Linked DNA regions of Homo sapiens: region 2 is linked to region 1. The links are chromatin loops, found by intact Hi-C in ENCODE. Cell type or tissue: PC-3. All regions are shown on one strand. Each heading gives the region's core, and the rest is flanking DNA. Links, peaks and the distances in the headings are about the cores only.

Region 1 (15,600 bases), core at 4,062-12,061:
AATTGCTTAATGCTGTCTGATATTCAGATCACCCCGGTTTCTTAAACATGTCTTCTAACTGTTGATATGATCAGGTTATAAGGTTGACACATTGTTTTTGGTTGATGTGTCTATAAATTTTAGCAATAACAGATCCTCTTTCCATACCCCACAATTCTATATCGTTTATGTTTTGAAGAAATGTGCCAATTTGTCCTGTAGAAGTTTCTCAGTTTTAATTAATATCATGTCGTCAAATCCACTTCCATCTTTCACTCCTGGCAACTATGACCTGTTACTGGTTGGTATAGTTTTGTTTAACAGAATGTCATATAAATGGAATCATAATATGTAGACTTTTAAGTTTGGCATGTTTCATATAACATAACGCATTTGCGATTCATCCATGTTGCTGTGCGTATCGGTAGTTTGCCGAATATACTCCATTGCTTGTGTATCTATTCTCTAGTTAAGGAACATTTAGTTTATTTCTAGTTTTTGGCAATTGTGAATAAAGCTATTACATACATTTGAGTAGAGGGTTTGGTGTGAATTTACGTTTTCATTTGATTTGAATGGAATTTCTCTGTCCAATAATAAAGGCATGTTTAACTTTATAGAAAACTGCCAGTAGGAAGTACCATTTTGTATTCCCATGAGCAATGGATGAAAATTTCAGTTGTTCCACATCCTCATCGGCAATTGGAATTGTCGGGATTTTATTTTGTTTTAGTATTTTAGTTATTGTAATACGAATGTATATAAAGGACTATTATTCTAGCATAAAATGAAAGAATCGATACATGGTACAACATGGATGAAAAAGCATTATGCTAAGCAAAACAAGCCAGAAGACGCAAAAGGACAAACATTGTATGATTTCACCTTTATGAAATAGCTACAGCAGGCAAATTCATAAAGACAGAAGGTAGATTAGAGGTTACTGGAGGTGTCTGTCCTCTGTGCATCTACAGTTTCATTCTCAGCCTCAGCACTCTCCCAACAGGCCACAGCCACAATACCAATGTCATAGAATTGGTCACTCCCGGGGGTAAAAGGGTGGAGTTTGCCCCACTTAGGGAGGATGAGTAATGTTTTTCATCATTTTAAAAAACAGTTTCTGAAAAACTGATAGAACATTAAGGTGACCATAAAAACTCTAAATGTTCAGTTCTCTGATGTGAGCAAGAAAACATGCTACACATTTACAGGTAATATATAAGGTATTTAGGAAGTCTTTTATTTTGTTGCTGCTGCTGCTGCTGTTTTTAAAGTACAAATGTGGAGTTCAGCTTAAGGTGTGTGAAAACTGAGCAGCCTTTTCTTTATTGGTAAGTAAAATAATAAATAGCAGGTAACCAAACAAGAGAAAACATGTTTAAGAAATATACACGCATAGATATATACACAAGTTTTATTTTTAAATAAGTTTAGACTTACCGGCATACAGTTCCTATTTGGGGTGATACATAAGTTTAGCAACTAGATATCAGTAATACTTGCACCATATTTTCAATATAATTAATGGTGCTAAATTGTATACTTAAAAGCTATTCAAATGGCAAATTTTGTGTTATATATATATTTACCGTAATTTAAAAGTAATTATAAAAATCTAAAAACAAAAATAGATTTTTCAGATCAATTTTGATCAATTTTAGGAAGACAGTAAAAGGAAAGAATTGTTGGCCAGGCCTGGTGGCTCATACCTGTAATCCCAGCACTTTGGGAGGGCAAGCAGGGCAGATCGCTTGAACTCAGGAGTTTGAGACCAGCCTGACCAACGTGGTGAAAACCCATCTCTACTAAAAGTACAAAAATTAGCCAAGCATAGTGGCGGGCACCTTTAATCCTAGCTACTCATGAGGCTGAGGCAAGAGAATCGCTTGAACCTGGGAGGTGGAGGCTGCAGTGAGCCAAGATCATGCCACTGCACTCCAGCCTGAGTAACAGAGGGATACTCTGTCTCAAAAATAAAAAAAAGAATTGTTGAGCGTTCTAAGGTTTCATGCACTGTTGGACTGCACTATCAAGATAGAACTCAAAGGAAAAGAGAAAAAGGAGTATAGGAAGAAGTGGGAGACATTCATTGGGTTTTGATGACATTGAATTTGAGATTGTTACAGGCTATTGGTAACATGATTATGGAAATCCATTTGAAAATCATTAGCATTTAGCGTTAGCTGAAAAAACTAGAATGATAATTAAAAATCGAGATGATTTTAGGAAAAGTTAACCTCCTCTCCCAGTCTAATAAGTTTGGTTACATTATACAAAAAAAAAAAAAAAAAAAATCAGATAGAAAACAGCTCCCTTCTTACAGTAGTCATAATTCTTTTCTTGACTTTTCTCAAAATGGAAAAATTAGGGTCAACATTGTTGTGCCACTTCATAGCAACAATCTAATTTGGTTTTCTTTTGTTTATTGCCAAAAACTTAATTAGATACATAATCCACGGTCATTATTTGTCTATTAACTCCAGGGGACAATAGGCTTTTGAAGGCCGGTTTAGAGAATCAACTTACGTGCCCTTGTGCCTTCTGTGTGAGTGGGGATTGTTGCTAAGACCCCTAGATACATATCAACAGAAAAGATTAATGGGCTTTACCCTGGAATGACCTCACTGTGATAGCATCCCAAGCCAAGGTTCAAATGAGGTAACACATGACCTTAGTATAGTTTAAAGCTCTATATAAATGTTATTTATTATTATTATTGTTATAATAAACTTAGGCTGGGTCAGTGGAACAGCTTGTATCTTTAGCAAAACCATCTTAAAAGGAAGCTTAGTAGTGTGAAGACTCTATGTGTGTGATACTAGCAGGTTTCTCTAAGGACTAAATGTCTCTGACATAGTTCCTTAACTAGTACCTGAACAAACTGCGCCATTAGTGTATTGAGGGATCTTCAGCCTCAGCAATAATAACATTTTGGACCAGATAGTTCTTTGTGTGGTGGGTTGTTCTGCGCATTGTAAGATGTTTACTAGCATCCTTGGCCTCTACCCACTAGATGCCAGTTCCACCTTCCCAGTCCTGACAATCAAAACCATCTGCAAATATTGAGAAATATTTCCTGGAGGTCCAAATTGCCTCCTGCTGAAATACCTCTGTAGACATTTACATCTTGTCTCATTTATAACAGAGATAAATAGTATTCAAGAGCAATGCTCCAATTGTTATGTAATCGGACTATTGACCTTCAGAGATGCTGAATGAGAGATGTTTAATTACTGGAGAGCAAGAAAGTTGTTCAAAGTGCAGCAGTTGATACCAGAACACCTATCAGCACAGGGTGCAATTGGAGCAATCCAATGGAGCTATTATGTAGGGTGATCAGGTCAAGATTTTCTCACCACTGGAGGCGTCTGTCCTCTCTGCATCTACAGTTTCATTCTCAGCTTCAGCACTCTCCCAACAGGCCACACACAGTCACAATACCAGTGTCATAGAATTGGTCACTCAAGGTGGGGAAAAGGGTGGAGTTTGCCCCACTTAGGGAGAGATCAGTAACATTTTTCATCATTTTATAAAACAGTTTCTGAAAAACTGATAGAACATTAAGGCGACCACAAAAATAAAAACTGATAGAACATTAAGGTGACCATAAAAACGCCAAACGTTCAGTTCTCTGATGTGAGCAAGAAAACATGCTACACATTTACAGGTAATATATAAGGTATTTAGGAAATCTTTTATTTTGTTGTTGCTGCTGCTGTTTTTAAAGTACAAATGTGGAGTTCAGCATAAGGCGTGTGAAAACTGAGCAACCTTTTCTGTACTGGTAAGTAAAATAATAAATAGAAGGTAACTAAACAAGAGAAAACATGTTTAATAAATATACATGCATAGATATATACATAAGTTTTATTTTTGAATAAGTTTAGACTTACAGAAATGTAAAAATAATACATGTATAGTTCCCACGTGGCCCCTCATCAGTTTCCTCTGATGTTAACATCTTGTAATCATCAACACAAGGATATTAATATTGATACAATATTATTAACAAAGTTACCTTATTTGAAGTTCACCAGTTTTTCCAGTAGTGTTTGTTTTTCTGTTCCCAAATCTAATTCGAGGTCCTACATTGCATTTAGTTGTCATGTCCACTTGGTCTCCTCCAATATGTAACATTTCCTCAGTCTATCCTTGTTTTTATGGTCTTGGCAGGTAGATGGTTCCTCCATTTGGGTTGATGTGATTTTTTTTCTCAGGATTAGGTTGAGGTTCTGCATTTTTGGCAAGAATACCACAGATGTGATGCTGTACCTTTCTCAGTGCAGCCTATGAGGTGGTTCATGAAGAAAATGTATCATATTATCAGTGAATGTTATCCTCGTTCCCTTAGTGAAGGTGGTACCTGCCAGCTTCTACACTGTAATGGTAATATTTTTCTATTTATATTTTATTAATATCTTGGAGAAGACACTTTGAGACTATGCATATATCTAGCTTCTCAAACTTTTGCCTACAAAGTTTAGTATTTTATCAGCGGATCTTGCCTACAACCATTATTTTTCTGGTACTTGCCTAGAAAGATTGTCCATTTCCTTCATTCCTTCTACATTCATTAATTAGAATTCTTCTCTAAGTAGAGCTTTCCACACGCCCACCCTCCATTTATTTATATCTTCCAATAATTACTCTCTCAGCATGAGTGCATGGATATTTCTTACTTCTCTTCTATCATTATTTGTTTAGTTGTACAGATTGTGCTAGTTTGGCTGTTGGGTGCCTTTTCGAGTTGTGCCTGTGTCTATGTGACATGCCCACACCCTTTTCTGAGCATCTCTTGCTTTCTGGCACCTTCAGAGGTTCCAGGCTCATCTTGTATTTTTAAAACTAAATCTTCTCTTTTTTTTAATTTAAAAATGCATATTGAAAGGGTTTTCATGCAGTAAATAAAAAAGAACTAGGATTTACAAAAGCCAAGTAATTATCCTAAAAAAAAATGACAATTTTGAGGCTGGGTGTGGTGGCGCATGCCTGTAATCCGAGCACTTTGGGAGGCCGAGGCGGGTGGATCACCTGAGGTCAGGCGTTCAAGACCAACCTGGCCAACATGGTGAAACCCCATCTCTACCAAAAAATACAAAAGTTAGCCGGTGTGGTGGTGCTCGCTTGTAGTCCTAGTTGCTCGGGAGACTGAGCGGGATCGCTTGAACCCAGGAGGCGGAGGATGCAGTGAGCCAAGATCGCGCCACTGCAGTCCAGCCTAGGCGACAGAATGAGACCCTGTCTCAAATAATAATAATAATAATAATTTTGAAAGAGAAGTGGTAGATTTGGGGAGGAAAATATGAAGAGAACCTACAGAAGGACAGTGCAAATGTGCAAGAAACAGTTTAATCTGGGAAGAGGAACAAGTGAGAGCAGAGAGAAATAATTTTTACAAAAAATTTAAATATCATTAAAGCACAGTAAATGAAAAAAGAAAATTAACCAGAAAAGAGAAGTACATTGATGTTTTTACAGCAAGGAGTAATTTAAATCTGAGTTAATATAACATTTGAGCCTTTTATAATGTTATAATTAATATTCATTTGTACTATGATAACATTTATGAAAATTTGAGGAAATATCCAAGATTCCAATCTTGGGTTGCTCAGGGTCTCTTGATTTTAGAATTTGTTAAATTTGTGGACGGCTCCCTTCTCTGAGACAAAACCTACTTTGGCTAGATTTTTTTTTTAAATGAGATAAAGGAAGAAAAATGATCAGAAGACTTTATAAGCCCTGTCCTCCTTATCAATTACAATGCCAAGCCTTGGTTAGCCATTACCCGTTCTGGTTTTGGTCCCTTCCCTGAAGGTAGTGATCTTAAGTTCTAACTCTGGGCTCAAGCTGGTGTTGATCCCCCCAGTCGCCAGGGAATGGTGACTCCTGAGGTGGCTCTGCCCCTCTAACCATGTCCCTGCTGTTTCCACAGAAGCTCTGTGTTAGACAAGTTCTCCTCAGGGTAGGAATTGTGGGCTCTAGATGAAATCCAGTCCCACCAGAAACAAAGACATGCTACAGGGCATAAAAATAAAAACAAAAGTCCTGGAACAGACTTGGTTGCACTTCCAATCAGTGGGGAAATGATGGCTTTTGTACTGGAAGATGTAATGTTATTAAACTGGATAAACAAAGTCAGATTTCTTCCTTACACTATATGATCAACTGAGTGTGAGTAGGTAATGGTTTTTAAAGAAGTACTGAAAAAAAAAAGGGACAAGTAAAATTTGCCTACCACAAAATTGTGAGTTCCTGTTCAATGTAGGACATCATAGACAATTTTTGGGAGAAGTTAAATGTTCTTTCAAAAATGTTAAGATATTAATATCAATAATATCCAAAGATATAAAGAAAAGAATAGGTACCCAATAGAAAAATGGGCAAAATATATGAATAAGGAATTCACAGTAGAAACAAAAATGACTAACAATTATATGAAGATACACTTTACCACACTGGAAATCAGAATATTGAGATGTAACAGTAAAGACTTCAGCAAAGACAATCCCCCACAGGCATATATATCAAATATTGATAAGGCTGTGGGGAAATGGGAAGCCCTTCTGCACTCAGGGTAGAAGTCTGGACAGTATCGTATACTGAAGAGAAATCATTACTTTGTGAAATCATATCTGTAAAATCCCTATAGTTTACAGATATGAAAATCCCTGAGAATATAAACCAGGAAAATTCCTGCATGAGGGTCATATGTAAAGGTGCTTTATGTAAACATTACTTGTGGTACCAAGAGGAGGAGGCAACCTGGTTTTCTATCACCAGAAAAAATGGAAACAAAAAAGTGGGAATACTATGGACACACTAGTCACAAATAATTGGAAGTAGAAACAGTAAGGGGAAGAACCTAAGAAGAGCTTAGATGAAAATAAATAAGAAACCGAATGAAATTGAGAGTGAAACAGTGGGGGAGGGGAGAGTGTAACAAAATAGAGGGGCTTTGTATAAAATAAAGATCGTGTCCCAAGAATTGAGATATATGATTATTTTAACTCTGCACCCTGTAAACCCAAACCTAACATTTCTGCATTTTTTCCTTTGTGCAGATATGCAACTTGTTTTATTTAATCTATGTGATGCCTCTGTGATGAATGAACATTAAGGTCAAGGCAAAAATAATTGTATATCCCATATACCTCCTGTTTTATACTCAGCACATTTATTTAAAAATAATTTTGAGTCACTTAGCCAGACCAAAAAACAATAAATTCAATTATAATGATCAACACACATGCTTATAAATTTAAGATAAATTAGAAAACGATGTTATAGAAACGTATTCACTTAATCACATGGCCTTTCCTACAAGAATGAGTTAAGGTTCATATGTCTTTCAAAGTTTAACTGGTGTGCCTTTTTGATATTATGCCAAAATAACTTTAAAAGCAAAATTTTATTCTTATTTTATTTTTTCAGGGTATTCTTATTAAATCTGATTATCACTCTTCTAATTGCTACTGAAACCAGGAAAAAAAAGCTCAGAAAAGATGTCATATATCTTCAAATTGTTTAAATAAAATTAATCACAGATAATTTTCACATTTTTATCTAAAAGAAGATATTATAAATATTGTTTCTGAAGCAACATATACCTTTGATGTGCTAAGAGGAAAATGAAAATTGTTTCTAAAGTGAAGATAATGTAGGTTTCTAAGTGAAATAATGCATAAACATGTTTTATATTCGCTTTCACACCCTTCTTTTAAAGTCTAAATAAGAAAGCTTATAATTAATATATAAACTGCCCACATCACTCATTCTACTGCATACTGACCAAAAACAAAGAGAGAAAATCACATTCTATGGCATGTGGTTCCTGAGGTAAGATTGAATCCTCCCGGACAGGTGAGTTCTGAATCGCTTCCTGCTGATTGGTTCTAGCTGATTTTAATATTGTTGCCGCTAGATGGCGATAGAGATTATAACTACGCAGTCAAATCTTACATGCAGTGGAATCTTCTCAGTATTCCGTTATTCATGCACCGATTTATTTATTCTAAAGTATTCTTTATTATACAAATATAATTATGACTCAGATAACTGCAAGTTACTATGAATTCCTAGAGGACAGAAATCTTTTCTTTTTTTTTTTTTTGCAATTTTTAATACTTCACATAAGCATAATATCTATATTTAAAATGGTATTGCTGGGCGCGGTGACTTACGCTTGTAATACCAGCACTTTAGGAAGGCAAGGCAGGAGGATCGCTTGAGCTCAGGAGTTCGAGACCAGCCTGAGCAACAGAGTAAGACCGTCTCTACAGAAAAATTTAAAAATTAGCTGGAGCCTGGTGGTGAACACCTGTGTTCCCAGCTACTTGGGGGGCTGAGACAGGAGGATCGCCTGAGCCCAAGAGGTCGAGGCAGTAGTGCGCCACGATTACACCACTGCACTCCAGCCTAGGTGACAGTGTGAGATCCTGTCCCCCCAAAATATTAATATAATATTAATATTATATTAATAATAATATAATATAGGTAATAATAATAATATAGGTTTATATGTATAAATTATATATACTATATGCATTATATATAAATTTAAAGTAATGCAGAGGGCAAGTGTTAAACAGCAACATATATACCTTTGCTTATTGTCTTGTAAATAAAGGCTAAGTCCAGAACTTGGCTGACTTTCCAACTTGCAGAATCAATTTTTTGTTTACCCACCTAGGACAGAGTCTGAAAAACAACAAGAACTCAATAAATATTTGTCCTATGAATGAATGTATTCAGTTGGCTGTTGTCTCTCCATTCTTCTTAAGCTGATTATCATTCTAGTAATATGCTATTTCTTTTAAATGGCAATTAAGTGATACTGAATTTGCCACTTGTAACAGGGTATCAAATACAATCACAGAGTCACTAAATTGTGTCTTTGTTTCATCTCCTTAATCATATTTTCCCACACTTGCTTTAAAAGTTTCCTTGTCATAGTGATCAAACACAAAGGGGAGTGAAGAAACTATAATTCTTCAAGTGTCTAAAATCAGATGATGCTGAAATGGATCATGTGCTTACTAAATAAGACACAGAGTAAATTCCATATCTGCTTGGAGCATGTGACTTCCTGTGTAACATGGAGAAGCCACTCAAAATCACTTAATCACCATGTAACAAAAGAGGCCCATTTAATTATGTGAGGATGTGTAGAATATATTTAGTTAATAGCTATATATTTCCTATTATTGTCTTCTCATTTCCAGCGAGCAGTCTATTTCTGACCTAGTATTACGTTTTAGAATTTACTTTAATATGTAGCCAACTTCTCACGCCGTGAGGATCCTCCTCTGAGCTCAGAGACACCAACATCCGCTACTAACTGTCCTCCTCAGAGGTCGGGGTCCCAGCCCCACGGGGATCCTTCTCCAAGATGAATTAACATCCCTCTATAGAGGTCTGAGTTTCAGCTCACAGGGTCCCTTCTCTACAGTTCTCATTTTAATCAGTCCGATACCTTGCCTATGTTCTCCTAGCCCATGGGATGGTCCTTGTTTCCTGCAGCTCCAATTCAGTGATACCTTCTTTTGCCCTTTATTTATTCACTGCTGCGTTACACTTCTTTACATTGAATTCCTCACCGTCAACAGAACCGGTGCAATTTGTGTCTCCTAACTGATAAACCCCTCTCTTCATCTGAAGTGCTCTTCTAATCCTCTCTATTGAAATCTTGGTGAATTTCTGATCTAAGACAATAAGAATTAAACCAATACGTAGTAAACATTTATATTTATTCTGCAAATAAAAGAGCTTCTTAATGATAGGACAGAAAAAACACAAAGGGAGACTTAACAAACACGTCACCAATTTTGGCTAAATATTTACCTTGATTCTACAACAAAAACATATTTTTACAAACATTATTACTTAAACTGACTGGAAAAATACAGTTCAAGAACTCTTAAAAAGAGAAGACACTTTGATCCTGAAACTGAAAACATTAGTATCCTATATAATCGTGAAAGGAAATTGGATATGTTTAATGAATCCTGACTATTACATTGTTCATAGTTAGCAAGAACAGATTATATTTTATAAAACTTCTTGCTTCTCGGGGTCAAACTAAACCATTTGGACATTTCTTTCTCATTCACCAGCATGACTTTTTCAAAAATTAGCCACAGTTTAATTGGGAAGAAGTTTTGTCAGGAAAATTAAATTAGCTGGGATGCAGATTAAAGGATTATGATTTCTTATCTATTTTGGTAGCTTCTGTTTATCTGTAACATTTCTCAGATAATGGACTACAGTAGATGGCTCAGTTTTATTTTGTTTAATGAGATGTTGAGCTTGCTTTTCTTATTTAGCATATAAATTACTGTAACTACTGATTTTTGAAGAGTCACATTTTTTCTTTTAATGAACCTACCTTTACTGAACTTTTTTCAGACTACATAATGCTTGCTTTCTAAAACAATTTAGAAGATACATAAAATTATACAAAAGAAAGTAGAAGTTGCCTGAAATCTCACTATCCTATTATGTATGCAGATTAATTTACATAATTTTATATAAAAATGGAATATAATGAATTTTTTCATATCACTTTGTAAAGCTTTTTGGCATTACCTTTTAATGCTGACCATGAGGACAGCCTGCAACCCAGCAATCCCAGACCTAGGTATACACCCTAGAGACACCCTTGCCCATATGCCCCAGGAGACATATACAGGGATGTTCATAACAGCCCCAAAGAGAGTAAAAGGAAAATAGAATCTCAGGACTCCAAACTCACTATGCTGAAGAGAAAGTTAAGCTTGGGAACTGAGTCATGCAAAAACCTCCTTCCTTTCATTCACAAAGTGATGGCTATAATTTCACAGGCTTACTTTATGTAAAAGGTAGATTTACTGAGCACACGATGAGTGCATAACTGACTTTTTCTTCTATTCCCTTCTTTTCCCATGTAAAATGTAGATTCACTGAGTGCTAATCAGAACTTCACAAGAATGTAACCACTTGCTTCCTTGCCTATCCACCCTTCTATTTTTTTTTTCTTTTTTCTTTTTCTCTCTCTCCTGCTTGCTCTTTCCCCTTTAAATATTGAAATCCCCAAGCCCTCAAGCTTTTTTTCCTGGAAAAAGCACAAGCTCCCCAAGATTTTTTGGGGAAAAACACAAGTCACAGGTTCTACTGTGACTTGAATTTCTTTTTCCCAGGCCTGCCCTCAACCTTGGCAAAATAAAATTCTAATTGACTGAGATCTGCTTCCATCACTTTTTGGTCTACTGAAGGGGCAACACACCTGTCCATCAATAGGACTGGAGGCACCAGACAATTGTGCCTTTCATCTTATGTGATATTTCTTTATCCTGTTAAGGCTTTCAATCTTAAACTCTCTCTCATGTGCTATTAATATTGTAAAACTTGTGTTCTTTTTATTTTTGTCTTGGAACTACAGTGTCAGTATTAAAATTTCCCTTTTTCTTAAAGAAATGTTTTCCTCCTTTCTTAAATTTTGTACAAATTTATTCTTCAAGTTCAGGAAGTTTACCAGGGAATTCCAGATTTCATTTATTCAGCTCTGTCAGGAGCTCATTTCATCCTTTAACCACGAAGAAACTATCTTGCCTCCACTTAGGGTGGTTTTTTTCTATTATTTAATTACTGCCTCCCCCTCATCTGTTCCTACTTACAGCATATTAGAGTTTCTGGAGTTTCACTCCAAATTGCTTTTGGTTCACCTCTTGATGGCCAAATCCTTGTAATGTGTTTGTGTTTAGAGAAATTTAAAAACACAGGGTCTTCTTGCCTGTTATATCTGGTCTGCTGGAGTCTGGCTGTGTCGCCCAGGCTGGAGTGCGGTGAGGCAATCTTGGCTCACAGGTTCAAGCAATTCTTCTGCCTCAGCCTCCCGCATAGCTGGCACTACAGGCGTGTGCCACCACGCCCAGCTAATTTTTGTATTTTTAGTAGAGACAGGGTTTCACCATGTTGGCCCACATGGTCTCCATCTCCTGACCTCGTGATCTTCCCGCCTCGGCCTCCCAAAGTGCTAGGTGTGAGCCACTGCACCCGGCCTGCTCTTGTTTTCAATATTTCTCCTGAATTATAAAATTTGAAAATGATCTGTTTTTGTTTTCAAAAGAACTTTATTTTGTAATTAAATCTTTGTATGTCTCTTTATTTATTGACTTACCAACTTTAGATTGTTAGTTAAAGTTGTCATCTGTTTCCTGGAGTGGTTATTTTTGCTGGAAGCTACCTGTGGAGGGTGATCGGACCCATGTCTTCCTTCCTGTGACTTCTGGGTTCACCTCACTTTATTATTATTTTTCTGCCTCCTGTGGATGACTCACCCTTAAGTCTAGCCTTAAGTAAATATTTGATATCTACCAGGAGCATTCAGGAAAAAAAAATCACACTTATTGGTGATAGATCAGAGGAATTCCCATTAAAGTCTTAAGGCAAGGATAGTTGCTATCATGGTCACTGCGTTGGTGATCATAACCAAAATAATATGACAAGAAAGAAATTAGGTAAATTGATTAGAAGTGAAATGAAAAGACTGACATTATTTACTGATGATATCACCTGCCCAGAAAATCTAACCATATCAACCAAAATATTGTTAGAACTAGTAAGAGAATTTATCAAGATGGTCAGATGTAAGACTAACCTACAAATCTCAGATAGCATTCGATACCAGTAATAAATGTTACAAAATATCTAGAAATAAATCTATCAAGAAATAAGTATAAGACATAAGAAGAAAATTATGAAACTCTACAAAAGGGAAGAAAAGGTAATGAGTATATAGAGAACCATGCAAAAATCTTAGATAAGAAAATTCCATATTATAAATATTTCAATTCTCCACACATTATGCTATAAATTCAATGCAATTACAAATAAAATTCACTTTGGAAATTGTTATAAAATCTTGAGAAACTATATTTAAATCTCATCTGGAGGAGAAAAAATAAAGATAAAAATAGCTAATGTACTTTTTATACAAAACAAAAATAATAAGGCATTACTTTCCTGGTCTGCTATCAGAACTTATTCTAAATCTGCAGTCATTAAAACAGTGTGGCAATAATTTTAGAAAATATGGAAGAGTCAGATAGACTAAATAGGCCAAAAGCCGACCTCTTTTCAGTGGGAAATTCAATAGGTGATAAAGATGGCATTTTAAATCAGAAACCAAAGGATGAATTCTTCAGTAAAGTATATTAAGATTGTGAATTCTGCATTTGGAAGAAAAATAAATTCGATTAACTGCTTCAAATTTGTTACAGATCAGGTTCTTCGGGAAGCAGTTTATGAGACAGGGATGTGTTGGCAGGAAGTTTTTTGGGGAGTTGCTCTTTAGATCGACACCTGGGGAATGTAAAGGAATCAGCAGTGGGCCCCAGGAAATGTCGAGCTGCAGTTTAGGCTCAGTTGAGGCCTGGGCCAACCCTAAAGGGAGCTGTGAAGCTGGGGTGTCCCTTTAGAGCTGTACAGTGCTGGGGTCAGAGGGCCAGCATTTATAGTCCCACAAGGATCAGTCATTGGATGTGGGCTGGTCCCCAGAAGGGAGCATGAACTTGGGCGAGGCAGCTCTCCCCCGCTGAGAGGGTTGACACTACAACATTCACAAAATGAATTCCAGATGTATCTAAAAAACAATGGTAGGAAACTAAGATATGGGGTGTGAGTTTTTTAAAAAGTAGAATGTATCATAATATAGGGTAAGAAGGCATTTCAAATGATAAATGAATTTGACAACTAAAAGATTGAGAAAGTCTATAAACATATTTTAACATAAAGAAAGCCAAATGGCACACTGGGAAAAAAATATTTGCAATGTGTTTTAATCAATGTGTGATGCACAGAATGCAACAAAAAGTAGCTTTCCTTTTGATTTCCAAAAGACAACCTCAAAATTTTTTTATTCTTTTTTTGAGACGGAGTCTTACTTATTGCCCGGGCTGGAGTGCAGTGGTGTGATCTCAGCTCACTGCAACCTCCACCTCCTGGGTTCAAGAGATTCTCGTGCCTCAGCCTCCCGAGTACCAGGAATTACAGGCACTCACCACCATACCCAGCTAATTTTTGTATTTTTAGTAGATAAGTGGTTTCACCATGTTGCCCAGGCTGGTCTCAAATTCCTGACCTCATTTGACCTGCCCACTTTGGCCTCCCAAAGTGCTGGGATCACAGGCAAGAGCCATCGCACCCAGCCTCTCAAAATTATTGAGTAGAAGCTTCAGAGGGCCCCACGACTTTTCTGTCCTATGTTCATGTGTCAGAGTCGAAAACACACTCTCATTTTAGTTCAGGATATTAATCAACACTTCGAACTTCCTTCTGAGATAAGATTTCTCCTCCTTCTCGCCAGCTCTGTGCTGCATTTGGTGGGGTCCCCGGCCATTAGAGAGGGGGATGTGGTTGGCTTCTGTTTGTTCTTTTATTTCGTCTTCCCTCATACCCTCTAGCTAGCTGTGGCTTTAGACCCTGCCTGGCAGAAAAGTGTGGGCAGGAGGAAGGAGAGGTGAAGATATGGAGCTGGAAAACTTCCAGTTTGCTGGGGATGGATTTTGTCACCGCTGACTTCTTGTGTTCTGGGGCTGGCTGATGTTTAAAGGGAACTCTCTTACATAAGATATTTGGTGGGGTTTTTGGATACCCCAATGGCCTCTCTCAACCCCAACCACAGCATTCGCACCTTCCTGGTTCATGCCTCCGATTCACTGGTGGACTATACCTCAGACTCTTGCTGTTAGAGCTCCCACATCCTTCCAGATCATTTAAGCACAGTTGAGAAAGACACTCACATTCTTGGACCCACTGTGAGTGGAAAAATCTTTCCTTCCCAAATGTAGCCCTTTACAGTCTCTCTAACTAGTTTGTCACCGTCTAGACCTCTTGAAGAAGAGGCAGACAGTAGTCTGCTTTTTCCCACCTGCAACCGCATGGAGAACGTTGCTCCTTGGTGTGAAGGGAAGGAAGGCGCTTTGCTGGTTCTGTGGGACCTGGGCTCAGGCAGGAGGACTCGCACCAGGCAGAGCCTCTGTTAAGAAATCCCTTACGAATCCCTGTCCATCTTCTCAACCTGCTGTGCATAAAGATTTTCATTTGTTTGTTTTAGGTTCAAATGTATTCTTTTTGAGAACATCCTGTCACGATATATAACTGAAAAGTGATTACCATCCAGAACTCATAAGGAGCTTCTACAAATCAACAAGAAAAAGACAAATAGCACAGTAGAGGAATGTGGGAATGGTATATACAGACAAATACAGAAGGAGAATTAAACAAAGAAAAGATGCTCAAAGTCACTGATCATCATCAGAATAGAACTGAACTCAACTGGCACTTGGATGTCAAAATTAAAGACATTTAAAGCATCTAGTTTGGCAAAAATGTAGGGAAGTAGATGCTCTCATGCACTGTAGTGGGAGTATGAATTGGCATTTTGACAAGGACTATACAAATTTTTGGAAAATGTTATTTGGCCATATAATTAAAAATTCAAGTCCTCATACCCTGCAATCCATTAGAAGAGACTATATTACATTTTCCAGTGATGAGTGAAAATGGATCATCAGAGATCAGGAAAATATGCACAGTTGTAAAACAGAGATTTATTTTTGTGCACATCTGATTTGTGATTATTGA
Region 2 (15,600 bases), core at 3,597-11,596, 110 kb before region 1:
AGTACCTTTTTTTCCCTGAGGTTTCTGCATAAAGCTTAAAATAAAAATATTTTTCACAAAGAAAAAGAACAATTTTTATTTCCACTAGATGTAAATGGAATATACTTTTCTGAAAGTGAGTTTTTGTGTGTGAAAGATAAAGATTTCAGAGACTTTGGGCTCTGAGGGGCAAATAAAGATAGTGTGTAAGCATTTCTAGCATTTATTTCATGAATCCTCACAAGAAATCCTCAGGTGAGAGCTCTTATTCATCCAGGGTTGCCAGATTGAGCAAACATACAGGACACCTATGATTTGTTGTTTATCTGAAATTCAAACATAATGGGCCCTCTGTGTTTTATTTGATAACCTTGTATTCATCATCATTTTGAAAATGAAAAAAGTATAGCTTCATTGGTCACTCTACAAACATGCAGCAGTGTAAAAAAGTAGAGTTCAGACAGGGCGCGGTGGCTCACGCATGTAATCCCAGCACTTTGGGAGGCCAAGGCAGGCAGATCATGAGGTCAGGAGATCAAGACCATCCTGGCCAACATGGTGAAACCCTGTCTATACTAAAATACAAAAAATTAGCCAGCCGTCGCGGTGCGTGCCTATAGTCCTAGCTACCCAGGAGGCTGAGGCAGGGGAATCGCTTGAACCTGGGAGGCAGAGGTTGCAGTGAGCTGAGATAGTGCCACTGCACTCCAGTCTGGTGACAGAGCAAGACTCTGTCTCAAAAAAATAAGAGTCGAGCTCAGTTCTCGGTCCCAGTTAATAAGGTGGATTATTATTATTCCACAGTTGTGAGAGGAAGGGCAGAAAGGCCCTTGAAGTTGGACTCTGAATAAATCTGGAGAGTCAACGGGGAAAATGAGACTATGGCACCATAGCAATTCCCAGAACTTTCTGGAGGCCCATTCTAATTACTCAGGCCAGACCATTGCCTGTGGGCACCAATGGGTTTCACTTACTCTCACTGACCCTGCTGAGGGGGACACTTCTCCAGGGAGATTGATAACTAACCCGTTTTCTGAACCTGGCCCCAACTTCTCTTCCTTGCTAGGGTCTAAGTCCCTGGAGACAGGAATGCTTAGCGGCCAGATATTTAGGAGGGTAACAAAAAAAAAAATACTCCACAACAAATTGCATAGATTTCCCAATATTCCCAAGGACTGGCTTGCTTGAGAGGATTTCCATATTCTTTCTGGGAATGATGGAATAAATACAATAATAACTTCATAATTCCATGTGAATTTTCTGAGTTTTTATAAATAAATCTCTGCCAAGTATGAATATTCTTACACTGTTACTTAAATTTGCCTGTGGCTATCTATAGCCTTCAGTTAGCTATTATCCTGGTTTGCATACTTCAAGAAGCCAAAAATGACACAGAGATGTGAGAGCAAGTCATCTTATTTGGAAACAATCTCAATGAATTGAAGGAATGGGGAAGTGAGAAAAGAATGGGAAGGAAGCCAATAAAAGAGGGTGTGTTCATGGGCAGGCAACCTCAGGGGGCAACTGGGACTCAATCCTTCCAAGGAACACTGGGTGACCATATTAGAAAATGCTTCAGTTACCTGAGCAAAGAGAGCTGAGGTATTTATCCACCTACTGCTGTACATCATTAGCTAGGGAACCCTCTCTCCCATTCCCCTACTTCAAACACACCTATCCATGGGCTCATGTTGCAACAGATAATGTCAGGCAAAAAGTGGTAGGTCTGATGGAAATGGGAAGTAAGAAGGGAATACATGCAGAGCACAAGCACCATCTACTCCAGCCATTCATCCTTTCCTTGCAAGTAACCCACTGTCCCACAACATAAACACACCAGCCAAAGAACACCTGCTATGAGCTGATGACCATCAGCTTTCTGGATACACCTAAATATTAAATAGACTAATAACCTATAGATAGTCTTTAAAACATAGGTGAAAACTTAGAAACCCTGGAGAGAGGTTTCTAGTATAAATACAGAATAGAAACTCTGATGTTGCTGCCCTGATAGGAACCCAATGGAGGACCCTATGTTTTTGAGGGCAACATGTGTACACTTCCATTGCCTTCTCCAATTCCTCTGCAATCTCGATGTCACCACCCTCTCTTTGTTCTGCTGGATCCACCTTATCCAAATGTCTATTGTGTAACTTATCTTCCTGAGGGGTCTGCTTTGCATGCTCCTAAAACTATAATTACTTCTAGGGGATCATAATGGGCTTCTCCTCATGACACTTCATAGGAGTTTCTGAAATTAAAGCTCTTGCAAAGTGGTGAGGAGCCCAGATTCTGGAGACAGAATACCTCTGTCTGAATCCCATCTCTATCACTTATGAATTGTGCATCCCTAGGCAAGGTTATTCACCTGGCGTGTACCTCAGTTTCTCCTGTGTAAAATAGGTTTAATAATATGATCGATTTATTTGGGCCGCTCTGAGCCTTCAATGCTATAATACTCGTAATATACTTAAAATAGTGTCTGGAACATGATAATTGCTTTATAAGTGTTAAATAAATCTAAGGGGATAAGACTGTAATAGGCATTTAATATCTTCTTATGGTTACTTCTGGAGGAAATAGTCCTACTTACACTGTCAAATCATAGTTTCTAAGGAAGCTTTCTTTTCTTCTTTCTTCTCCTCTTTCTTCTCAGCCCAACTCCACCAAGAATAAAGACTGGTCTTGGAACCATCAAATGTGACTTGGAGAATAAGTCTGTCATTGACGAGCTATGAAAAACTGTTTTCTCTGGAACTTTAGCTACTTGCCCACAAAACAGGGACAGAAACACCTGTCAAATATCAAATAAAGCAATATGTGTTGGTATGGTTAGGCTTTGTTTCTCCATCCAAATCTCATCTTGAATTATAATCCCAGGTGTTGAGGGAAAGACCTAGTGGGAGGTGATTGGATCATGGGGGTGGTTTCCCCCATGCTGTTCTCATGATAGTGGGTGAGTTCTCATGAGATCAGATGGTTTTATAAGTATCTGGCATTTCCCTGCTTGCACTTCTCTCTCCTGCCACCATGGGAAGAAGGTCGTTCCTTCCCCTTTGCCTTCCACCATGATTGTAAGTTTCCTGAGGCCTCCCCAGCCATGTAGAACTGTGAGTCAGTTAAACCTCTTTCCTTAATAAATTACCCAGTCTCGAAGAGTATCTTTAAATCAGTGTGAGAAGGAACTAATACATGTGGTAAAAATAATTTGCTGGCTCCAGGGTGCCTTACCAAGTGAGCTCTGCTTTTTGCTTTCTCTGCTTCCTTTCTTTATTTCCATTCTCTTCATGGTCCCTTGTCCCTTTATCTCTACTCTTTTAAATCTAATTGTTATCATTTCCTCCTTACAAAATAATTCAAAGAAGAGTTTATAAGGTTGAGCCAAAAATCAGAAGAGTATAAAGTCAGGAGTAATCTCATCACTTATAAATAAACATTTGTAAATTGTGATCTTTGAAACTAAATGTATTTTAGGACCTGACTATTGTTTGCAACTGATTTCTCACAATTTTAAATTAAAATATCATTCTACATTATTGCACTCTTCCTATAGTATAATTTTTAAATTTGATGTCATTTTTATGCATCATATTTTTTGCAAACTATCTCCAATTATAAGATGTTTGGGTATTTTTTTCAAATTATTTTCCTGCTAAAAATAAGAAGCATGAAAATCCTTGCAGAAATGATTTTTTTCCTCAAAAATCATAATTATTTCCTTGGAATTCCTAGAAGAGAATTTTTAACATCACATGGAATTTACATTTTTAGAGCTTTGATATACAGTGCCAGATTATTTTCTAGGAAGATTATTCCACTTTATACTTTTCTCAACACTGTTTGAAATGCACATTTTCTCCCTAACCTAATCATACTGCCTGATCTTAAAATAAAAATTCGATATACGGAAAATAAAATAGATGGTCATAATTTCCATGTCTTTGCTTATTAATGAAATTGAATATTTTTCATATGTTTATTGGTCACTTTTATGTCTCCATTTGTAAATTTCCTATTTATATCTTTTGTTCACTTATTTCTCTTTTTCCCTTTGAGCAATATATTATTTTCTTCTTCAAATATAAGGGCTTTTTACGTGGAAAGGACATTAACCCTTCACAGTCTCATATTTTTTTTCCATTTCTTTCAGTTTACCATTTACTTTTTATTTTCATTGAGATTTAAGAGCACTAAAGTTTTAGTTTTTTGATGTTCATTTGTTTTCTTTTGTTCTAAGGTTGTTGCCTATAGTTTCAAGCCTGAAAGGGCCTTTATTATCTTGATTTTGTATAGATATTTACCCATTTAGTATTTCCCTTTTTTTTTCTTCTCTCTACTTATGTTTCAGGATTACCATAGACAAAAGGCTGAGGCCCCAAAGCCACTTATTTGTATGTGGTCCTAGAATTAAGGAAGCTGCTAAGTCTGTCCAGCAAAACCTCATTGTGCCATTCTGATATCCCTGACAGAATTTTATGTCAGACATTTCAAGAAGGGAAGTGAATTCACAAGATCCTTAATTCTTAAAACTAAAATGTTTTAAAATATTATATAGTCGTGTTCTTTTTCTGCTCTGCTTAGCATCAAAATAATTCATTTCCAACTTTTATATTAGTTTCTGGAGCACAATTTGGGGAGATTTTTTACTCTGCACAGCCTTTCAAATGTTCACAGTTGCTAGAGAACTGGAAAGTTAATAAATTAGCCCTAATAAGAGATTTCTTTACATCATATTTGATTTTCTCATCACTCCCTCCTAAGACAGCTGGAACTGCTCTATTGGGAATATAACTCATCCATAAAAAAGAATCATGACCCAAAACCACGGAAGAAAACACAACCAACCACGTTGCTCCATTTGCAATTTGGCTGTGAGAACCACTTTGGTTTGGGGGAAGCAGGAGGGTTTTGAGATAAGGTAGCCACAGGGCTGAATTCCAATTCTGTAACTACCTAGCTGTGACTTTGGGCAAGTCTACCTGTCAGAGATCCATTTCCTGAGACAGTACTATTAATACCCATAATATAACCAACAGTTACTGAGCCCCTACTCTCTGCCATGAACTTTGTATACCTGAACTCATTCAATTCTCACCATAACCCAATGAGGCAGGTACAATTTTTGTCCCTATTTTACAGCCAAGGAAACCAATGCAGAGAGAGGATATCTTGCCCAGTCACACAGCTGGAAAGAAGAGGAGCAGGACATGCAAGAACAAGTATTTTGATGATAGAGTCCATGAGCTTAATGTTTCTGAGTGTAAAAACATCAAGGAACATATTTGCTTGGTGCATTCAGAGAAGGAGGTCGATAAACGTTAGCCTCCTTCTGTCCCTGTGGTGACAATCTTCCTCCTACCTCTCACAGTGGCAAGCTCGCCGTCCACATGAGCCATGCGCTGCATGGCCGTAGCCCCCACACATATTGGCATGCTGACCCTCTGTCCTAAAACAGAAGTCGACAGATCTGTTTCAGCAACATTCCGGAGCATCCTTGGATACAGCTTCCATCTAGAATTAAAAAATAAAATAAAATAAAAGGCTTTAGAGTTTCAGAATCATAACCAAAACTTTGACATTACATTTTAGTTAAAAGAAAAAATATAATTGGATTTTTTCCAAACAAGCAAATGACTTCATAAAGCTAATGGAAAAGAGGCAATTTTACTGTTTGTTTGGTTAGAAAGTTAACAATTAGAGGATAATGAATTTCCCAAGCAATTATTTATTAAAGTATAACTAATACATAATAGTATTCACTCATTTTAGTCTGCAGTTTTGTGAATTTTGACAAATGCATACAGTGGTGTAACTGCCATGACAATCAAGATCTAGAAAAAGTTCAATCATTCCCAAAAAAGTCCCCATTTTCTTTTGCAGAGAAACTCTCCCCAGTTCAATCCCCTGACAACCACTGATGCATTTTTTCTTTGTCCTGATAATTTTGCTTTGCAAGAATATCATGTAAACAAAATCATTCAGTATGTAGCCTTTTGAGTTTGGCTTCTTTCACTTAACATAACGCATTAGAGATTTTCTCATGTTGTTGTACGTGTCAATAGTTTGTTCCTTTTGGTTGATGAATAATATTCCATCATACAGGGGTACTATCATTTGTCCAGTCATTCCCAAGCTAAAAGACATTTTGAATACTTACAGTTTGGGGGGAAATTCTAAATAAAGCCACTACAAACATTCACGTACAGGTTCTTGTGTGAACATAGTTTTCGTTTCACTTCCCCAATCTTGAAAATCAAGATGGTATACAAATGCATAGAGTTTAGATTAGAGTTTAAGAAGATATGCTATGTCTAGTTTGTCTTCTTTTTATGTGATAAACAGCAGCTTCAGGCAATTACTTTTAAAATTATAATTTGGTTTCTTCAAAATTATTTAGTTATATGCCATATTCATTAAAGTCTAATGATGAGGGAAGGTTTTTTATTAGTTTAATTTAACACTTTTCTCAAAAATGTTATTTGACAAAAACTGAAATTTGGGTGTTAAAAAGTTTTTGACTCCGGAAAATTATTTTAAATGAATGTTTCTGTGATTCTTCTGTGTTGGAATGAAAATTACCAATAAACCAGCAACCAAAAATTCACCAGTAAAATTTACAGAAGAACTAGTTCTCTTTCCTCCTGGCAAAATATATCTCTCCTATTTGTTTTGATTTATTATTCTCATTAGTACTGATTAAAATTGAAGAAAATACAGCCCTATTTCTAGTATGCATGAGTATAATAAACGTGTTGTTTAGGCACACATGCATATCTAACCAGCATTCACCTAGTATTTCCTAGATGTAACTCTACTTCCAGAAACAGCATGACTTTTTAGTAAATATAGTGAAGTATGATATAGTAATGCAGTAACTTAAAGAAAAAAAAAGAAGAAAAAGAAAAAGCCCTTAATCGAAGCGTGCTTCCTGTAGCGGAAGAAGAAATTCTGCCTTCTATTGCTTTGTGGAATAGCTAAGGGTCTGTAATCTAACCCTTCCTCACATAATAAAGTAAAAACATCCAGTCCCTGAAAAGCATAATAAAGAAGTTTTACTGTGTGATTTCTATGCTATTCCTTTGAACATTATAATTGTCATTATTTTATGCCACACCACATGCTCTGTTGCTGAAAGTCTTTTCTTCTTGACGGACCCTCACAGCATGATTCTTTGATCTCCATTTTGAAGGGGGAGAAGCAGAAGCCTTGAAGAGAGTTTTTATTACCAATCATCTCTAAGTGTGTTATTAGAATGAGAGAAAACGATCTTAATAGCAGCCATTGGCATGCCAGCCTTGGAAGGCATTAATATTTACTTAGAGCTAGAGAAACAATGAAAGCTTTATGACAAGAACAAGCAAATCTGCAGGGCAGCAGCCGTGTGTGTGTGTGTGTGTGTGTGTGTGTGTGTGTGTGTGTGTGTTCGCGCGCGCGCGCGCGCGTGCGTGCCAAAAGGGACATTTTTAAAGGTCAAATTCCCATTTATAAAGCAAAGCTGAATCCTTCCATCTCCAGACAGTGGCTTTACACTTGTCCACTTGGTGGCGCAGTCACTTTAGTAACTGCGGGCTCTTAATTTCCCTTAAACAGTATTTTCTGTTCTGAGGATAATACAGAGGCTTGTCAACCAATGCACAAAACGTAATTGCTACGTAAAATTAGATAAAATCAATGGAATGGGAACAGGCATGTTATCTAAAGAGTCCTCCATGTTTTGATATTTTTCAAATAGTAGTAACAACTATGTCAGATAGCTCACTAGCTTTCCAAGCCTTGCCCAACCCCACTCCAAATTTAAGTAAATTTCCCACAATCATACATAAAATAGCACCTCACTATATTCTCGGACTGTGCTTTCCTGGGCCTCCACTTTGGAAAAAGAATTGGTTCAACTGGCAAACAGTTGAACCAATTGAATAATAAACCGTTTTCAAAGGATAGAAAATGAGATGCCAGAGTAAAGGAAGCGGGGTAACGGGGAGAATCTGTTCACAGGAATTTTGGCCCACCCTCACATCTAACAGGGGCCTCAAATTTAACTTATAAAAAAATCAAATGATATATACACTCCTCACAAAGTAGCTGCCCTGTTGAAGGAAGACACCCATGCCTCACCCAGCTTTATAACTGCATGCTGTTTCTGAATCACACTAACTGGACATAGTGGATTCATGTTTTGTAAGTTGTGTAATCCTATAATACTGCATTCCAATTTTCTCCACATTAATTTTTTACTCTAAACAGTTAAAATATATAAAGCAAAAACACCTTATTCACCTATTGTGGATACTAGATAAATTATTTTGTGACATTTATGCCTATGAGAACACAATGTCACTGGTAACTTCATATCACTTCTCAAATATTAAAGTGAAAGAATGACATCACTTTTACCCATCTGTTATTTAAAAGAAAATGATGCCATCTTCAGTCTCAATAGGTAACGCAGCAGAAAAGAGTTTCCTTTTCTGAAATCATGAGGGCTTCTAAGTGTCGAAATTGTTTAATCATCTTCCATCATTGATAATTTCAGAAAAAAAAGCTACAACAACGTGAAGACCATAGTTGAGAAGGCTACTTTGAATAAATGTGTAAGAGAAACAAATTACTGTTCTTCGTTGAATTAATCCCAATCAATTCCAGCCATGCAAAATGTAGCAAGTTGACATTTACCCTGTTTTGTTATAACCACCGTAAGAAATTTTGTTCTGGGTGGTTCCATTTACTTGTCCTTTTAAACATTTTTTTCTACTGCCACAGTAATATTAGTCTGAAGTCTTACCCAAAAATATCTCCAAGCAACTGCTGGGTCACATGAGTGGTCCATGTCCCCAGAACTCCAAAATGTGATTATCAGAGCTGAGTACAGAGAAATAAAAGCTGTCACGGTGAATGACCTTTTGTTGTACTTGCGAGATGGGGAGGTGTATAAATTTCATAAATGTGTTTGAAATACTCTGGCTTTGTATCACAATGGGTTATCTGAGGTTTGATTGTTTTGCACTTTTCATTAGAATCAGAATGTGAAATTTCAGGTTGATTTCCTTCATGCCATCAACCCAAAGTCTCCACAACCCTGGCAGAATTTCTATTCTTAGTTTCACGTGACCAGCTACATGATGCAGTGTGAGGAATCAAGGTTCACCTAGCGAGTCATACAGCAAAAGAGGACACATTGCAAAATGTATTGCAATAAAAACTCAACTAGTTGATAATAAAATAGCATCAGCTGTCCTCCAAAGAAAGTTGATTGATTTTTTTTTTTAATTTAAAGCTGAACAAAAGAGAATGATCAAGGTTCATGGAAAAGGTGACACTGCAAATTCATTTTCATTATCTGTGTCCTATCCCTAAGTTACTCGGTACACACATAGGATGGGAATACTCACTTGAATACCATGTAATTCACATAAGGCATGAGGCACTTTTCCAGTTCATAACTTAGAAGTCACCAAGCCTTCTATGTCTCCCAAAGTTTCTACATTTTAAAGGGTTGCATAGGTGATCCATCTGCTTTGGGGCGCCCCTTTGCATCCTCTCTGAGACCTCCACTTGGCCAACTATTTTGGGCCCATTTTGCATCAATTCAACCCAACAGCATTATGGAGGCTGATATGCATCCAGGGGAATGTAAGTTCCTAGGGACAGGAACTTTGTCTGGCTCACTGCTTTGTCCTCAGCATGTAGTACACAGTGTAGCTCATGGAGACTCCTAATTAGCTCTAGTTAATTAGCTAGCATGCGACAAAGGGAATTAAGAAGTAAGGAAAGCTGTATACAAATGAAATAAATAATCACTTGAGCATTGGAGGTCTAGCAATGCTGAGACACTAACTCTATAAATCTGTCAAGGGTCTGAAATTTCCTTGGTTGTAATAACCTATTTGGGTTAAAGTGTTTTCAAGAGACCACTCATAGGCAAATTTTGGTGGACAAAGTTAATATCGGCCCAAGAAGGGGCATCTTCCAAGAGCAGAAACTTTTAAATGAGTCCAAAATAGTAAATAATGATGCAGAATTTTAAGCCCCTCTACTCTCAGTCAACTTCCCTTCCCATGACTTCCCTGGCATTTGTTGAGCTCATTTGGGTTCCAGGCAAAACCTGAGACAAAGTCAAGGCTTGAAAGGGTTGGGGAGAGGCCGTATCCTTCACCCCATTGCCATTTTCAGTCTTCTACATGGATTTGTGGGTGAATCAGTGCTGCCTACCAGAGACCACCTTGGCCAGGATAATTTTATTTCTCCTAATTTAAATATGGAAAACTGATTTTGAGTGATTTTGTTGTAGACTAAAGAAGAAATCAGGGAGGAAGGCTAATTCTCTCCCCCTGCATATTTTCTGCCTTTTTGTCTTTATCACCATCAATGAGTACCCACAATACCGATTGCCTTTACTAACAGCCATAATGTTAGATGGATGAGACTGAGTGTAGTGTAGTGAAGGCACTCCTCTCTTGCTCCAGCAAATAAACCATTTTTGTAACTGCTATAAAAAAAAACCCTTTGAAATGATTTTATTTCTTGTTTTTATTACAAACAGAAAACATAAACCATGTCACCCACCATCTTGTGCTTTGAAATATGAAAGTCAAAGGAAAACTAATTTGGGAAGAGAGATGAAGTGCTTTGAAGGAGAGATGAAACAGCAAAGTTGAAAGATTAATGCTGCATAGACAAATTGAAATCTAAAGTGAAAGTTTAGACAACAGTAATCAAAATGAATGATAACACGAAAAGCCAGCAGGAAGAAAACATTTGAGCCAACAATCCAGTCTGGTTCATCCGGATAAGATGGTTATCTGGCATTTAATGCTGTTTCCTACACCATGAACATAAGCATTTACTGTCATACTAAGAAAAAGAAAAGTCATCCGAATTTATCGCTATTTTTACATGTAGTTAAATTAATTGTTGTCATATTTCCAAGTGAAGTAACATAGGTTTGGCTTTTGCAGTCAGTTCCTCAAGATTCACAGGCTTGGAATATTTTTTAACAATTTAAAGGCCCAAGATTTCTTACAGCCCCAAGAACTTTTCCCTCTCTACTAAGCACAAATCTGAACAAATAATTACACACCACCAACGTAAAACTAGGAGATCTTATTTTGGTACGGTCTTTGTGTAATTTTAAAACATGATTTTAAAAAATAAATTTTCTTACCTGGAAAATGCTGCAATATTATCAGCCAAAGTTTCTTCATCATTTGCCCCAGACCTGTAATAGTCATATATAGACTTTGGAAGTACTGATTTAGCATGTTGTTCATAATCATTGATACAAATTAGCCGGGGGAGCATTTTCACAGGTTATTGCTATCCCAGATGGAGTTCGTTGTTTTTTTTTTTTTAATGTATTGCTTTCTACATCCTCACTGTTCTGTTATTTGTCAATTATTAATAGACTTTTGCCAAAGTTCAGATTTAGTTCTCTGTTGCTTACATCAAGTGAGCAAACATTATATGCTTAGCCTTTGAAATTTCATTTGTAGGCTATCTGCCAAAGAACACCGAAGTCACTATCTGCCAAAGAACACCAAAGTTGAGGTTGGGAAGGCAGCAGAAGGTGATTAGGTGTCTATCACATTAAAAAGGGGAAAGGAATAAGTAAAAAATTAAAGACTTAGAGGAATACCTGTATGAAACCACTCTTGGTTCAGTTTTGCCTAAGGCTGCTTATTGCACATGGTCTGTGCCTGTGCTCTTTGCTTGATACCCAGAATAGGCTGCCCACTCATTTTCTTTCCACATTTGGATCATGCACAAATCATGTAAACAAGAGCTTATGAACTGAACGGGGCATCCATGAAATATGGGGCATCCGTGAAATTCAGGGCTTCTGCACAATATAAAATTTAGCTGATTACAAACATAGACATTTGGCTTTAACATGGAACATTAAGGCCAAATTGACAGCTAATTGTTTTATTCATTCTGTATATTTGAGGTTTACAACATGATATTATGAGATACATATACACAGAAAAATGGTTACAGTAGGGAGGCCAATATAATATATGTATCATCTCACCCGTAATTACTTTTTTGTGTGTATGACAAGAACAGCTAAAATCAACTTATTTAACAAAAATTCCTAATATGATACAATTTTATTAACTTTAGTCCTCATTTTGCACGTTTGCTCTCTAGACCAGGGGTCCCAAACTCCCCAGCATGGACTGGTACTGGTCCGTGGCCTGTTAGGAACCAAGCTGCACAGCAGGAGGTGAGCAGCCGGTGAGCAAGCTTTACAGACTGAGCTCCGCCTCCTATTGTGAACTGCACATGCGAGGGATCTAGGTTGCGCCACTCCTTATGAGAATCTAATGCCTGATGATCTGAGGTGGAACAGTTTCATTCCAAAACCATCCACCTACCCCCACTGCCCATGGAAAAATTGTATTCCACAAAACTTGTCCCTGGTGCCGAAAAGGTTAGGGACCCTGTTGTAGATTTATGTATCCTACGTGTCTACTATTTTGTATCCTTTGACCTATATCACCCCTTTTCCTCTTCCCTGCTTCCCACTAGTGGTATTCACTGTTTCATTCTCTAGCTCTGTGCATTTGAAGTCTTTTTTAAAACAAAATCCCACCTATAAGTGAAATAATGCAATAATTTCCCTTTTGTGCCTGGCTTATTTCACTTAGCATAATGTTCTCTGGGTTCTACTGCAAATGACAGGATTCCCTTCTCTTATAAGGCTGAATAATATTTCATTGTGTGTATATCTATACATTTCCCTTATCCATTTGTCTCTTAATGGGCATTTAGGTTTACCATTAATTCTTTTTTTTTTTCTTTTTGAGATGGAGTCTTTCTCTGTCTCCCAGGCTGGAGTGCAGTGGTGTGATCTCGGCTCATTGCAGCCTCTACCTCCCAGGTTCAAGAGATTATTCTGCCTCAGCCTCCCAAGTAACTGGGACTACAGGCATGTCCACCACGCCTGGCTAATTTTTGTATTTTTATTTAGTAAAGATGGGGTTTCACTATATTGGCCAGGCTGGTCTCAAACTCCTGACCTCAAGTGATCCAACCACCTCGGCCTCCCAGAGTGCTGGGATTGCAGGTGTGAGCCACTGCACATGGCCTACCACTAATTCTTAGAGTCTTATCTTGCCCTGGAGAGGGTATAGGGAAGTGCTATTCCAAAAGACCTGTGGTCTCAGTCTATAATTTCACTCAATCATGGAACACCTGGGGAAGATTCACATTAGTAGGATATGCTTGAGAAAGCAATGATTTTAACTACAGTTAGACCTGAGTTTCAATCTAGGAGCCGCCACTTAAAGCTGCTTGCCAGTTGTTCACTATCTACATTCCAACCACCTACACCTGTAGGAGAACTTGCTCTTGAACTTGGAGCCTGCTTTTTTCATAAACATAGCATGCCAAATAGTATAGTTCCATACCCTGTGGAACAGCCCTCAATCACAAGCCCAAGAAAGTTCATTCTTCTGGTGGGATTACTCCTAGGATTATGTTCTACATTGCAGGTTTCAGTTATCCACAGTGTGAGCTGGTTGATAATCTATGCTGTGTTGGCTATGTTCCTTTTTTGTTTGTTTTTTGTTTTGAGATGGAGTCTCACGCCGTCACCAGACTGGAGTGAAGTGGCGCAATCTCGGCTCACTGCAACCTCCGCCTCCCAGGTTCAAGCAATTCTCCTGCCTCAGCCTCCCGAGTAGCTGGGATTACAGGCTCATGCCACCACACCCAGCTGATTTTTGTGTTTTTAGTAGAGATGGGGTTTCACCATGTTGGCCAGGATGGTCTTGATCTCTTGACCTCGTGATCCGCCCAACTCAGCCTCCCAAAGTGCTGGGATTACAGGCATGAGCCACCGTGCCCGGCCTGGCTGCCTTCCCTTCTAATCAGACTTCCCTACTCCTCATTGGTGCTCCCTTCACCTCCCAAATAAACTCCTTGCATTTGAATGCTTGCCTCTCAGTCTCCTTTTGGTGAAACTCAAACCAAGACAAAGAGAAATATTCATCCCTACCCTGAGGAGTGACTGTGAGGACAAAGGATATATCATCGCTTAAACACCTGGCATATAGTAGGCACAGTTGACCTTTGAACAAAAAAAAGGGTCCACTTATATGTAGATTTTCTTTAGATTCTTCCACCCCTGAGACAGCAAAACCAACTTCTCCTCTTCCTCCTGCTCCTTATTCTACACAATGTGAAGATGACAAGGATGAAGAGTTTTGATGTACCACTTACACTTTATGAATAGTAAATATATTTTCCCTTCCTTATGATTTTCTTAATAACATTTTCTTTTTTCTAGCTTGCTTTATTGTAAGAATACAGTATATAACACATGTAACATATAAAATATGTGTAAGTTGATTTTGTTATTGGTAAGGCTTCCAGTCAACAGTAGGCTACTAGTTGTTAAGTTTTGGGGGAGTCGAAAGTTTTACACGGTGGGTCGGTACCTCTAACCCCCATATTGTTCAATGATAAACTGTATTTCATTAATATTACCCACCCTCATCTTCTCAATATACTTTACCAACACATTTTTCCAAAAGACTTTTGTTTAATGTCAATTATATAAGGACAATTCCCTAATGTACGAGAGATTGGACAAAGGGATTCTTGAGCTTCTGGAAGGCCATTGCCATTTTTCTTCAAGTAAGTTAATCCCTTTGAGTATTTCTTTGCTAGATTTGCAATTAGTCCAGTTTATTTTCTACACCCCCAAGAGAAGTGTCTTTCATAACTAATGTATATTTATATTATCAGATCTTTTTGAAAATTGCCTTATCCCATGCTTCATGAGGCTTTATATGGTAGAAAGAATAGGGTGTAAAATCATATCTTACAGTGGGTAAATACCCTTTGAGTTTATTTTGGAGAAGGAAAATCGTCTAAGATGAAGAAGAATACTAAGGGGTTCAGTATGTAATCTGTGACTTAGTTTTGACCTGTGGCCACAGAGTGAACACAAAGCACGGTCACCTGTTATATGAAATTCCCATGCTGTGGGTCACCAAAAGGAGCAGGAGAGAGGATATGGATCAAATCTATTTTTACTACTGACAAAGCAACTAGAAACCAAAGATGCAGGCTCCATAGCAGCCTATTAGGCAAACTGGGAATGAAACCAGAACCAAAAATATAAGCCATTAGGTCTTTCCCAGCTGTAATGATATAGTATATAAAAAATAAAGGGTTTTAATTTAATCGAAGGGTCATATGCTGTTAAAATTGACATAGAATTTTATAGTACATAGGTTTATTCTCAAAGTTCACAAATGCTTACTTTTTGCATCAATGTAGTGACAGATGAAATGACATATTAAAATCGCTATTAGGATGTGAAAAATCTGCCAATAAGATAAGCAAGTTCTAAATAATTCAGTTTCATAGTTAACAAAATTATTATGAAAATGTGGTCAAAGGGATCTTAATTATGGCTTATAACTCATTCAAAATGTAAAGATTAAAGCATGACCTTTTATCTGCATATTTATGTGCAAATTTAGCATTTATTAAAATAATTAGCATCCTGCAACTAATGTGATTAGAATGAAGAGGCAATCTAATATTGTTAATCAGGTCAAGTCCCGGTGAAACTAAAGAAGACACATAAGGGCCATTGGTTCTTAAAGT

Evidence for each region. A loop is a pair of places that touch in the nucleus more often than their neighbours do. Peaks named below come from ENCODE experiments on the same cell type or tissue, not always from the same donor. Only the 100,000 strongest peaks of a DNase experiment are listed, where the experiment ranks them.
Region 2: a loop joins it to region 1, with 4 times the contacts of the local background. A loop is called at or near these places in 5 of 110 quality-filtered maps.

What each region holds. Positions count from the first base shown.
Region 1 is chr20:8,035,988-8,051,587 of GRCh38, forward strand. No RefSeq gene overlaps it. Among named protein-coding and RNA genes, the nearest start is that of TMX4-AS1, 24 kb to the left of the region's middle. RefSeq lists a silencer at 7,715-8,009. In PC-3, for the core only: a CTCF peak has its summit at 7,895 (motif pointing right); a DNase peak (open chromatin) is centred at 7,894; H3K27me3 peaks cover 2,850 bases.
Region 2 is chr20:7,929,146-7,944,745 of GRCh38, forward strand. It overlaps HAO1 (hydroxyacid oxidase 1), which reads right to left and starts at 11,313. Exons shown (of 8, transcript NM_017545.3): 1 at 11,141-11,313; 2 at 5,339-5,490. The coding sequence starts at 11,277. RefSeq lists an enhancer at 6,230-6,279. In PC-3, for the core only: a CTCF peak has its summit at 7,521 (motif pointing right); a DNase peak (open chromatin) is centred at 7,496; H3K4me3 peaks cover 805 bases; H3K27me3 peaks cover 266 bases.